Regions from separate parts of the Homo sapiens genome. Here region 2 is linked to region 1. Evidence: chromatin contacts called from ENCODE Hi-C or POLR2A ChIA-PET data. All regions are on one chromosome and are shown on one strand. Each heading gives the region's core, a stretch centred on a gene start or an enhancer-like site at or near the end of the contact. The rest is flanking DNA. Distances are from core to core; before and after follow the strand shown. Region 1 has its middle 110 kb from the start of LNC-LBCS. Region 2 holds the start of LNC-LBCS (lncRNA bladder and prostate cancer suppressor, hnRNPK interacting).

Region 1 (6,817 bases), core at 402-2,901:
ATGCAAACAGGTGGGACTTGGTTTTGCAAAATCTTTCCAGGTGATTCAAATGTGCAACCAGGGCTGAGGACCCCTTTCATCCTATCCTCCCCTCCACCTTCATTGTCTACCCTCTACAAAGGAGCTGTTTATCTCCAGCAGCTAGAAAAGAATTTGGCAGCAAATAAATATGTTTGGATGCTTTCTTCATTTGCTTCATTTAAGTTATAAAAGATCCTTTTAAAGTCTTCAGAGACAAGACAGTGACCACAATGATGATGAAGATGATTTATGGGGTGCTTGTACTATGTGCTAGGCACTGAGCTTTTTAATCCTGAAAATAGTCCCCTGAGATGGGCACAAAACACCCATTTTACAGATGAAAACACTGAGATTCAGCAAGGCTAAGTAACTGTTTTGGGGCCTCTAAGGTAATTAAGTGTGAGAACCCAGGTCTGCCTGAGGCCAAGTTCTGACTCCTAAGAACCAAACAAACAAAACACGTAGCCCTTAATAAATACTTATGAAGTAAATAGAATGAATAGCAACTGGTGCATTTTAGAGACTTGTCAAACACTGATATTTAGTTTATGGCTAAGAAAAACAAAAAACTGTCCTTTTTTTATCCCAATATTTTCTGCAGGGTCACTCCTGCATCTTTTCTGCTCCTGTGGAGGACTCAAGTGCTGCCCTGCATTCCTCTTTTTGCCAGTTATTTGTGCAACATGCAGTTTTAGCCTGAAGAATTCCATCTCCTAGCAGCTACCAGGGTTACTTGCAGCCTCAATGATCTTCCTTTGAGGAGAGGGAAAAAAATCCCCTAACTTTGTAATACAGTCCAGCGATGCATGAGAAGCCTTTGTGAAATCATGGGGGGAGAAAAGGAAAATAAAAATGCCGTTCTCCTCTGGAATGTCTCCTAGGACTAGTGAAAAATGCTAATTCTGACAGCAGAAAAATCATTTTAAAATCAAAGCACCTTTGAGTTATATTAGAAATGAGATTAAAATGAGAAGTGGTGAAAGAAAATAATTACATTCTTTCAATCTAGCAGCATCTTATCCCCCTCCAGCTCTGTTCTGGTTTATGATGCCCTAGATATTCTCCCAGGAATGATTTTCCCCGTGACTCCCGATAGACATGCTTTGTGTGCAGGTTGCATGGAAAGGTAGAGGGATGCATGGGCTCTCTGGATTCCCCCAGAATAGGCTGATGGGAGGTTGGAACCTTTTTTCTCCCTTGTTTAACAAAACCCCATAGCTCACTGTTTTTATTTTTAATTACTCCAAGATTAATGCGCGAAAGTGTGCTGATGCTATTAGCCTTCACTATACCGGCTGTATCTGAGTACTCCACGAGATCCAGTTAAAAGTGGGCCACAGCACTTATAAAAGATGGATTTTTCCTTAAGGGCGTGCGCGCGCGTACACACACACACCACACACACCACACACACACCGGAGCCCCTCACCCTGCAGTCTGGAACGCCCCTTTCCACCGCGAATGGGGCTCGTGGAGCCTGCAAAGGAGTCTGCCTTTGGTATGCGCTCTGGGAAAAGGGAGAGCCCTCGGGACGCGCTGTCACCAGGGACGCCTCGCTCCTGGCGCGCCGCTCCCACGTCCCCCGGCCTCCCCCGCCCTGAGTGTGGAAGTGGTGCTCATTCAGCCTTAGGGGGGCATTTCTGCATTCTTTTCCAACAAGATGACGGCCCTTCGCGGCGCCCCTTCCTCCGGCGCCTCTGCCAAGGAGCTGGGGGCGGGAGCCGCGCGCCCAGCCCGCGGCCCAGATGGCGGAGCAGCCCCGAGCGGGGACATTTTCTCAGGCTTTCAAAAAGAGCACTTTCTTTCCTGCCTAATATTTAGCTCCTTCAAATGCAAATGGAGAGGTTGCGCTCCAAGGTTAGCATAACAATTATGGGAAAGCTTTAAATCTGATGCGTTTGTTTACATGATGAAAGGCGGGCAGGATCCGAAAGCTCCAAGGCCCCGGCTTTTCAGCAACTATTTTCTAACTAGTCAACTGCGAGTCAATTTTAGATCACAAAGAAAACCAATTTATATCACGGTGTAGGCTAATTTTGGAGGGAGTTCCACATTATTATCAATTTTTTTTTTTCTTAAATGACCGCTGCTGGAAGAGTGATTTTTCCTTTTCCTTGGCGTCCTGAAGTTTGGTGTAAGCTAATTGGTGTTAGTGATAGGCAAGGAGGTCTTCATTACTGAGAACAATGCGAACCAGGGGATGGGGCGAACGCAGGTAAAGAGTTTTACGGAGAGTTGGTACGGTTTTAGCATAAAATGCATGAAAGCATCTTAGTTTGCCTGTCAAAGTTTATATTTTTTATTCGGCTTAGCTATTTTGGTATTTCAAAAAGGGTTGTGTGGTTTTAAATACTGCTGATGGGTATCAGACCTAGACTTCAGAGGAATGGCATTATCCCACTATGAAACCATTAATTTCTAGGCATCAACAGTGAGAACTGGGCAAAGCACATGAGATGTCTAAGATCTGCCAGGAAAAGGACCATGAAGGACTTGCCTGTGGTCAAGAATCTACATCTCAGGTCTTTTTTCCCCACTTCCTCTTTCCCTCTCTCCCTCCCTCCCTTCCGCTTCCGGTCCAGGAGACTTTTTCCAAACTTTCTTCCCGGGGGCCATCCTCTCACCTGTCATACACAGAAAAGTGAATTCTTGTTATCAGAAAGGGGCCCAATCCAGATCCCAAGAGAAGGCTCTTGGATCTCACACAAGAAAGTATTCCAGGCAAGTTTATTAAGAAAGCAAGTTTATTGAAAGCAAATCTGTTAAGAAAGCAAAGGAATAAAGAATGGCAACTCCACAGACAGAGCAGCAGCTTGGGCTGCTCCACGGATAATACTTAACAGTTATTTCTTGGTTATATGTTAAACAAGGGGTGTATTCTTCATGAGTCTTCTGGGAAAGGGGTGGACAGTTCCCGGAACTGAGGTTTCCTCCCCCTTTTAGACCATATAGGGTAGCTTCCTGATGTTGCCATGGCATCTGTAAACTGTCATGATGCTGTTGGGTGTGTCTTTTAGCATGCTAATGCATTATAATTAGCATATAATGAGCAGTGAGGACAACCAGAGGTCACTTTCTTTGCCATCTTGACTTTGGTGGGATTTGGTAGCTTCTTTTACCGCATGCTGTTTTATCAGCAAGGTCTTTATGACCTGTATCTTGTGCCGACCTCCCATCTCATCTTGTGAGTAATACCACCTGGGAATACAGCCCAGTGGGATCTCGGTCTTTTTTTACCCAACCCCTATTCAAGATGGAGTTGCTTTGGTTCAAATACCTCTGACACTCTTATTGAAATTCTGTGAGATCTCAGCCTATTAGCGTCCTTATCACTGGGAGACCCAGGAGGGGAATGAAGACCCTTGGGAGCTTATTGTCTATTGTCTTCATTGGCAATGTATTGGAAAATAGTTTATAAAACACCACTATTTACAATGCTGACTACTCTGAAAGTTTATAAGTGCATAGTATTTAACAATGTTTTCCCATTTGAGAGAGTATTTATGACCAACAGAAATATGCCATTTTCAATGTTAATATTCAGCCATAAAACCGTTTTTTTTTCTTGCAGTATTTGTACAGTTGAGCCGAAATGCCTGTTCTAACAAAGAGAGCCTGGGTAAGTGTGCATGCTCCATTGCCTGACAGGTATAAAGCAGTGGTTTTCAACTTCAATGTGCCGCAGAATCACTTGAAGAACTTCTAGCCTAAAAGAATCAAAGAACTATATAATTTCGAGAGAACACAAGATGCCAAAATTTTCCTAGTGTAGATGGCTCAATCAGTGTTGATTGAACTATCCACACTAGAAATTAAGTGAAATTGAGGGACTATTCTTAAATGTAAATATTTTTCTAATATAGGTTTTTAGAGATTGCTGACTTGATGTATTTAGGAACTCAAAGCAAATAGAGTCTTCTGGAGTAATAGATAAGCATTAGAAAACACTAGGTCTACCTGGCCGAATGAATGGATTCACAAAGGGGGGTGGTATATAAATGAAATATACTTAACTGATCTTGAACTACGTCGAGATCCACTGCACTGAAGATTCCCCTTGGCTCTCTTAGTAATCATGCCCCTGTTATCAGTTACTCTATGCTTTGGTCTCTTCTGGAGTGTTCCTTTTCTCTGAAACCCTTGACAAGCTCCTCTGATTAATGATTAAGGCAACTCTTCAAACCCAACTCCTCAAATAAGCCTTCAGGACAGAGAGGTTGATATTTTCTTTTTCTTTCTTTTTTTTCTTTTTTGAGACGGAGTCTTGCTCTGTCACCCAGGCTGGAGTGCAGTGGCACAATTTCAGCTCACTGCAAGCTCCGCCTTCCGGGTTCACGACATTCTCCTGCCTCAGCCTCCCGAGTAGCTGGGACTACAGGTGCCCGCCACCACGCCCAGCTAATTTTTTGTATTTTTTTAGTAGAGACAGGGTTTCACTGTGTTAGCCAGGATGGTCTTGATCTCCCGACCTCAGGATCCGCCCGCCTCGGCCTCCCAAAGTACTGGGATTATAGGCGTGAGCCACCGCACCCAGCCTGAGAGGCTGATATTTTCATGTGAGACCCTAACCATCCTGAAGTGAAATCTTACAACTCCTTTTCATTCATCTAACCATTTAATATAATAAAACATACTAATCTTCTGCTTCTGCTTAGTGTCTATATGAGTATGCTGATTTTTCCCATTTTGTTTTAAATTGTATATCCTGAAAGGGCTAGATATTTTCATTCCGACTTTTCATAATGCTTAGTATAGAGCCACACAGAAATAGATACATGAAAACAATAATTTTGATGATGATGCCTCATGAAGTAGCTTGGCATTAAGTTACTGTCTGTTTACATGCTACTAAGCTAAATGGATGAAATGTATCTTCTGTATAAAGCCTACTTTACCGCCGGCCCGGTAGCTCATGCCTGTAATCCCAGCACTTTAGGAGGCCCAGGCAGGCGGATCACCTGAGGTCAGGAGTTCAAGACCAGCCTGACCAACATGGAGAAACCCCGTCTATACTAAAAATACAAAAAATTAGCCAGGCATGGTGGCGCATGCCTGTAATCCCAGCTACTCAGGAGGCTGAGGCAGGAGAGTCGCTTGAACCTGGGAAGCGGAGGTTGTGGTGAGCCTAGATCGTGCCATTGCACTCCAGCCTGGGCAACAAGAGCAAAACTCTGTCTCAAAAACAAAACCAAAAAAACCCAAAACAACAACAAAAACAAAACAAAACAAACAAAAAACCTAGCGACTTGGCCATGGACACATGTCAGGCTAGTTGAGAGGCAAGTAGTAAAATTGTAGGAGATGTTTCACTCAAGTCATATTTTTATGTGCACTAAGGAAATATATAGCATGAGAAGTCTTATGTAAATCATTGTAAAATAAACAAACACCTATAATTTATCTTTCGTTTAATGGGTATCATAACATGCTGGAGAATAGTGATCTAGCAGACAAGGGATCCTCACCAATGACTGCCTTTGTGATTTTTGTGTTGAACATGAGAGGCAATGCTGTTGAAATATACAGTGTCCAGTAAGTCATTTGTTTCACCCTTTTCTCATTGACAGCAAGAGGAGTAGACAATCCTTCCAGTTCTTTCTGAATTATATGTATTGCATCTGCTTCGGTTTACTTAAACCACATTGTACATACACATGCAGTAGAGTCAGCATTGGTTTAAACAGGCAACTCTATTATGATAATATTGTCAACACCCATTAAAATTATTGTGATCTCCTCTCTATGTGTTACTGTCTCCTTGGATTTGTGGGAAACGCTCTGTTGATTGTTTTTCAGTGTAAAGGAGTCATTTTCTTTGAGCAACTGCTATTTCTACCTGAACATTCGAGTCATTGAGGAGACATTTAATTTAGGGACGGAGCAGATCTTCTTTACCCTTGCCATTATCCTGTGTCACAGCTGACTGCTTTAGTGCCAATAAAATGCTAAGGGCTCTGGTTTTACTGGGCAAAGCACTGAGTGTCAAAGTCATTCCTATTAAATATTAACATCATTTACTAAGAATATAATTAGAAATAAAATAAACTAGCCTATAAAATTTGTACCTTAATCATCCTCTGCTCTTGTTCAGGTATTGAAAAATTGTTTTCTTGTTCCTAAAGGTAGAGCTAGGAGTGAAGGTTTTAAGGGCATTAAACTACCACTGCAGAGAGACGGTGATAGTATTTTTTCCACAGGTATTTTGAAAGACCTGAGGTTTTTAGAGGTCAAATTACGAGGATGTCAAGAAATGTGTGTGTGAGTATGTGTGTGTATTTTGAGGTGAGGGAGGAAATGGAAGTGGGAAATTAGAGGGAAGAAACGGGAAAGTGATAGAATAAATAAGGATCTTGGGTATTTTCTAGTTCTGAAATAAAACCATGGATTGAATTCAATAGGTCAATTTTATGTAAATACAGTGTAGAGGGCAGATATCCAGAAATAACAGATTTTTATTCTCCAGAGGAAAAGGGAGAATTAACAAGAGCAGAAACTTCTGGAACAGGGTATTCCATATCCTTACTGATAAGAACAGTAAGCCTTGAATTTATTTACTTTGTATAACTGTTTTGTTTACCAGTTCTACTGCTGGTGGACATTTGGGTTGTTTCCATTTATTTTGCTATTATAAAAAATGCTGCTACAATCATTATTATACTTGTTTCTTGGCACACAGGTGCCACATCATCCCTAGGGCATCTTGCCTTTGTGATGCATTATTAATTTCTATTCTGTCTAGTCTATAATTTTTATTAACAAAATAGTAACCCCTAAACTGATTTCATGTGTTTGCACA
Region 2 (6,458 bases), core at 1,913-4,412, 110 kb before region 1:
AATATCAACATCACTTGGGGGCTTGTTAAAGATGCAGAATCCCAAGCCTCTTCTGCATTTCATCCAATTGCCAGGTGACTTCATGCACATCAAGATAAACTGGCCTATACCCGTTTATTAGCACTTGCTTTGTTTTCTAGTTTCTCTCTTTCTTTCTTCCTTCCTTCCTTTTCTTTTTCTCTCTCTCTCCCCTTTTTTTTTTTGAGATGGAGTCTTGCTCTGTTGCCCAGGTGGGAGTGCAAGTGGCACCATCTCGGCTCACTGCAACCTCTGCCACCTTCAAGTGATTCCCCTGCCTCAGCCTTCTGAGTAGCTGGGACTACAGGCGTGCATCACCACACCCAGCTAATTTGTTTTTTTTTTTTTTAGTAGAGATGGGGTTTCACCATTGAGAGGTGACAGCGTGCTGGCAGTCCTCACAGCCCTTGCTCGCTCTCGTCGCCTCCTCTGCCTGGGCTCCCACTTTGGCGACACTTGAGGAGCCCTTCAGCCCACTGCTGCACTGTGGGAGCCCCTTTCTGGGCTGGACAAGGCCGGAGACGGCTCCCTCAGCTGGCAGGGAGGTGTGGAGGGAGAGGCGTGGGCGGGAACTGGGGCTGCAGGTGGTGCTTGCGAGCCAGCGCGAGTTCCAGGTGGGCGTGGGCTTGGCAGGCCCCGCACTCAGAGCAGCCCACCAGCGGTGCCGGCCCCGGGCAGTGAGGGGCTTAGCACCTGGGCCAGCAGCTGCTGTGCTCAATTTCTCGGTGGGCCTTAGCTGCCTTCCCACGGGGCAGGGCTTGGGACCTGCAGCCCGCCATGCCTGAGCCTCCCCCGACGTCCGTGGGCTCCTGTGCGGCCTGACCCTCCCTGATGAGCACTGCCCCCTGCTCCATGGTGCCCAGTCCCATCCACCACCCAACGGCTGAGGAGTGTGGGCCCACTGCGCAGGACTGGTAGGCAGCTCCACCTGCGGCCCCAGTGCGGGATCCACTGGGTGAAGCCACCTGGGCTCCTGAATCTGATGGGGACTTGGAGAATCTTTATGTCTAGCTAAGGGATTGTAAATACACCAATCAGCACTCTGTATCTAGCTCGAGGTTTGTAAACACACCAATCAGCACCCTGTGTCTAGCTCAGGGTTTGTGAGTGCATCAATGGACACTCTGTATCTAGCTACTCTGGTGGGGACTTGGAGAACCTTTGTGTGGACACTCTGTATCTAGCATCATCTAGTGGGAATGTGGAGAACCTTTGTGTCTAGCTCAGGGGTTGTAAATGCACCAATCAGCGCAAACAGACCACTCAGCTCTCTGTAAAATGGACTAATTAGCAGGATGTGGGTGGGGCCAGGTAAGAGAATAAAAGCAGGCTGCCCCAGCCAGCAGTAAAAAGCCGTTCGTGTCCGCTTAGGTGCTGTGGAAGCTTTATTCTTTCGCCCTTTGCAATAAGTCTTGCTGCTGCTTACTCTGTGGGTCCCCACTGCCTTTATGAGCTGTGTGCTACTCACCGTGAAGGTCTACAGCTTCACTCTTGAAGCCAGCGAGACCACAAACCCACCAGAAGGAATGAACAACTCCAGACAGGCCGCCTTATGAGCTGTAACACTCACGGGGAAGGTCTGTAGCTTCACTCTTGAGCCAGCGAGACCATGAACCCACCAGAAGGAAGAAACTGAACACATCAGAAGGAACAAACTCCAGACACGCCGCCTTTAAGAACTGTAACACTCACCGCGAGGGTCTGCGGCTTCATTCTTGAGGTAAGTGAGACCAAGAACCCACCAATTCCGGACACCATGTTGGTCAGGCTGGTCTCGAACTCTCCCTCGGCCCCACAGAGTGCTGGGATTCAGGCATGAGCCGCCAGGCCCTTAACTTTTATTCCAAAAAAATTTCAGTTAAAACTTCCAGTACATAGTATTTGCATAGCAGGGACCCTGAAGTGTTTGTTAAATGAATGTCACATATATCACATACTGTGATAGGAATAAAGTCATTCGTTTGAAAGGTTGATAAATACAATGATAGACTGCTAGAACTTCATGAGTCTTAAGAGAATATCTCACCAGATCTCATCTTCCAGATTTAAAAAGGGGGGCACAGACTTCAGCAGGAAGGGCTGATTTAACGACATCTACTATAATGTGAGTCTGGGCCACACTCTGGTTTTCCAGTTTCAGTAATGATGCATCACTACTCTTGAAAAACCACCAGAAACCAACAAGTAAGCACCCAAAAAGATGTTTAGGAATTCAGAAGTACTCCTTTTACTCTAGCCTTAAAATTATTTGCTCTTGCATTGTGGATTACCCATCAACAATGTCCAGTCCTTACCAGGAGTCAGGGAGAGCGTCAAATGCTGGGCATACTGAAATGACCTTAACCCAGTACTTGGCCACCTACAGGACACTGTAATGGAGAGCAAAGCAGGACAGAGGTAATGCAAAACACAAAAACACCAAAAAATTGGAAATCTTTGGAGCCATTTGCCTTCTAGAACCTTAAAGGCGCCCTATAGTCCCACACTATAGAATATTGGAAGAGCAGTCGGCTGTAAGTCTGAATCATGAGTTCCTTACACTTTTTTCTACCCAGTTCAATTTTGGGAACTTCCGAGTCCTGGTCCTTTCATTGTTTGTGATACCCAACACCCAGCACAATGCGGAGAGCACAGTAAGGTGGCAGTGAATTCATCAATACTTTCAAAGTCTATTTTATCTACAAGGACAAGTTTTATTGTATGTTTCCTTTTAAATAAGTGCCACAGTCGCAGTAAGTGAAAACATCCTGACACCACCCCAGCGGCCCCCCCAGCTCGTGGGCCTCCCCGCAGAGCGCGCGCCCGTGGGGGTAACCGGCGGAAAACTAGGGACGCGGGCACAGCCGCAGACTGGGCGTGGGGGGCACCGGAATGGCCGAGCCTGGGACGCTGGGACCTCTGGCCGCCGCGGGGCGACCAGGCGGGCGGAGACGTCTCGCGCCCTCCCGGGCCGCGCGGCTCCAGGCGCATTCCTGCACCCAGCTCCCGCGCGCCGCGCTGCGCTGCCTCCCCCGGACAGCTGATTCATTGGCTCGGCCGCCCAGACTGCCTGGCGCCGGCTGCGTGACGTCACCCATTCACGGAGCCCGCCTCCCCCGCTCCGCTGGCGCCGGCCGGGCGGTCGCCCTGACAACGCAGACGCCAGCCCGCACAATGACTTCCAGCTGGAGCAGCCCAGCCAGCCTGCGCGCTCACTCGCTTGCTTGCGCTGGGCTTCAGGGCGCCCGGGTGAGTTTTTTTCTCTCCCTCTCGTTTTTTTTTTTTTCCCAGGCTCTCGCGGGTTTCCCCTGCCAGGGAATCCACTCGCTGTAGTTTTCTAGGGCTCTGGTCCCAGTCCTTTCTGAAGCGCGCTTGCAGGCTGTCTTCCTCAGTCGCCCTCTCCCTGGGTGCTGTTTTGCTGGGCAGCATCCCATGCTAGGCTCGGCAGACATTCTGGCGGTTGGGTTCGGCCCTTACAGCGCTAACACCTGCAGAGTCGAGGCTCCTGCCAAAAGGCAGAAAGCAAAGGAGGAAAAAATTCATTGTCATAATAGCGAAAATGATAAACCTCAGCTGTTTAAGAGAAGAATGTCTGAGTAGCTGTTGATTATCTCCCATAATCACAAAACAACTTTTTTTTAAAAAGAATTTGCACTGTCTGTTAAAACGCGGTCATTGTTTTGCTTTCAAATCGAACTTCACGACAGTTAGCAACTTCAAGAACGCTTCCAAATGGATAAATCTTTCCAGAAGGTAAAACAAATCTGGGAAGTTGTAGCAGTGTAAATTGGAGAGTGTGTGAGGGTCGTATTTGGAGAGAGAGAGACACACACACAGGAGATTGGTGGTCTTGGGGCAAGGCAAATAGCTCATTCGCCCCCCCACACCTCCAGTTTCCACCCCAGACCTTTAAATCTTGAAGGTGGAGGAAAGGGAGACGTAGCTGTTGATTAGAGTTGGGTGGGAGGTAATTCTTATTCTAAATTTTCATTTTATTTATTTTTTGGTGCCAGATTTCTTGCTTCAAAACAGCTGCATTTTTGGAAGAAAGTCCACAACTGACAACTAAGCAAAACCCTCCTGGTGGATAGCATAAATCTGCTTTGTTGAAGCTGCTCATTTGTCTGATCTATGAGTCCAGAAGATGCAAACTCCCTTCCCAGCTTATGCAAAAATACTTCCAGTAAAAACAAGCCCTTTGGCCCTTTTCTTTTGTCAGTCCAGATTTCAGCATGTTCTTCGCTTTGTTATTCATCATTTTATGTATTTGGACCCATCCTCAAACAGACTTTAAACCGTTTAAAGGCAAGGAGGGACTCTTTCGTAAACCTTTAATCCCCTGGCCCAGCTGAGTAGATGCACAGTGTCTTTTGATGATGGTGATATGGAATGATTAATAACCACACAAGGCATTCGGTTGGTCAAGTCACTGTTTATTGGCTCAAAATAATCCTTGGTTTCTGTATGTCTACAGCTCACTTCCTAAACAGTTAAATCCGGAGAAGTCTAATAGATAATAGTTGGTGATCATAAATATAAATAACCAATACATTAGAATGTGTAGTCAAAATAGGAATACTTGCTTTTCACTTACTTCCCACGGGTCGCTGCTGGTGGTAGTCAACACAAATAAAAATTTGAACTCATTTTGTTATTCATCTAAAATGAGAAACTCGGTGAAACATTGATTTTCTAAAATTGCTGCATATTTAAATGTGATTATAATTGCTTTTTAGCATTTTAAAATTGTAACATCGATACCAAATGCTTAAGAATCTAAAGAATAGTCTATTGGGGCTGGCCTATTTTGTGTAAAATGGTCTGTATCATAATGGATGACTGATTATCCCATCCACATTATTTGGATTCACTTAATACTAGGTTTTAACGTTAGGAGAATAAAACCCTCAAGAAACCTAACATAGATTTGTATATTTAGTTTTCTCCTTCCTTATCATCTTCCACCAGACTTACAGGTGTTCCACCTGCTTGTAGTTTCGGTAATAATACCAGCTGGCGGTGGTTCCTAACTCTAGCTACACTTTAAAATTACCTCGTGCATTTAAAAAAAAAATGCAGTTGTTTAGGTTCTTCCCCTAGATATTTTAATTTACAAGGTTTGGGATGTGGCCTGGGCACCGATTTTTTTAACTTTTTATTTGAATGTAGACTTACAGGAAGTTGCAAAGATAGTACAGAGAGGTCTGATAGAGCCTCCACTGTTGGTTACATCCCGCATAGCTAGAGCACAATAATAAAGCCAGGACATTGACACTGAGATAAAATGTGCCTGTGATTCTGTGTCACCTTATCCCTGAAGACTCTTGTAATCATTACCACAATCAAAATACAAACTATTTCAACACCACGAAGATCTCTCTCATACAGTCCCTTTATGGTCGTCCCTTTCTTTCCCCCACACCATCCCTAACCCTTTGCAACCATCAGTCTGTTCTCCATTTCTATAATTTTGTCGTTTGGGGAATGTTTTATAAATTGGTCCTCACAGCTTGTGACCTTCTAAGATTAGCTCACCATCCCCCCCACCCCCCCACCCCACCCAACTCAGCAGAATGCCCTAGAGATTTATCCAAGTTATTGCAGGTATTTCTAGTTTGTTCCTTTCTGTTACTGAGTTCTACACTATGGGTGTAACACAGTTTGTTTAATCATTCAGCATTCACCTATCATACATTTTGGTTCCTTCTTTTTTTGGGCGGGGGGAGTGCCTATTACAAATAAAACTGTCTTGAAAAATTGCTTGCAGGTTTTTCTGTGGACCTAAATTTTCATTTCTCTGGGATAAATGTCCAGGAGTGTGATTGCTGGGTCATATGGTAAGTATGTGTTTAATTTTTAAAGAAACTGCTGAACTATTTTCCAGAAATGTGGTACTATTTTACATTCCCAGCAGCCATATATGAGAGATCCAGTTTTTCCACATCCTTACCAGTATTTTGTATTGTCACTATTTTTTTACTTTTACTGTTCCGATTAGGTGTGCAGTGATACCTCACTCTGGTCTTAATTTGCATTTTCCTAATGACTAGGGATGTTGATCATTTTCTCATGTCTTTGCCATACACATATCCTCTTCAGTGAAATCCCTCTTCGTGTCATTTTCTTATTTTCTTGATTTGTTCTGTTACTGTTGAGTTTTGAAGGTTCTTTAAATTATAGACATGAGTCCTTTATCAGTTACATCAGCAGTCCTCAACCTTTTTGGCTTCAGGGACAAGTTTCGTGGAAGACAGTTTTTTCCACGGAAGTGGGGGTGGTGGGGGAAATGGTTTCCAGATGGAACTGTTCCACTTAAGATCATCAGACATTAGATTCTCATAAGGAGCATGCAAACTAGATCCCTCGCATTCGCAGTTCACAATAGGGTTCGCTCTCCTGTGAGAATCTGATGCCCTGGCTGATCTGACAGGAGACAGAGCTCAGGTGGTGAGGCTGGCTCA

What was found. A loop is a pair of places that touch in the nucleus more often than their neighbours do. ChIA-PET counts read pairs that join two places held with the same protein, here RNA polymerase II (POLR2A). Pooled maps may share reads with other maps.
Region 2: a map of posterior cingulate gyrus shows a loop between it and region 1 (2.2-fold over the local background). The contact joins the promoter of LNC-LBCS here to the enhancer-like site in region 1. A Hi-C loop is called at or near these places in 1 of 168 maps with a recorded cell type or tissue (posterior cingulate gyrus) and 2 of 50 pooled maps. POLR2A ChIA-PET finds 5 or more read pairs at or near these places in 3 of 52 experiments (H1 and WTC11).

Annotation. Positions count from the first base shown.
Region 1 is chr6:19,686,650-19,693,466 of GRCh38, reverse strand. No RefSeq gene overlaps it. Among named protein-coding and RNA genes, the nearest start is that of LNC-LBCS, 110 kb to the left of the region's middle. RefSeq lists an enhancer at 1,536-2,039. Within about 2 kb of position 1,651, at least 2 of the 41 ENCODE cell types and tissues checked have a DNase peak (open chromatin) inside an H3K27ac peak, as active enhancers do.
Region 2 is chr6:19,801,463-19,807,920 of GRCh38, reverse strand. It overlaps LNC-LBCS (lncRNA bladder and prostate cancer suppressor, hnRNPK interacting), which reads left to right and starts at 3,162. Exons shown (of 4, transcript NR_134651.1): 1 at 3,162-3,246; 2 at 5,765-5,834. RefSeq lists a silencer at 3,194-3,243.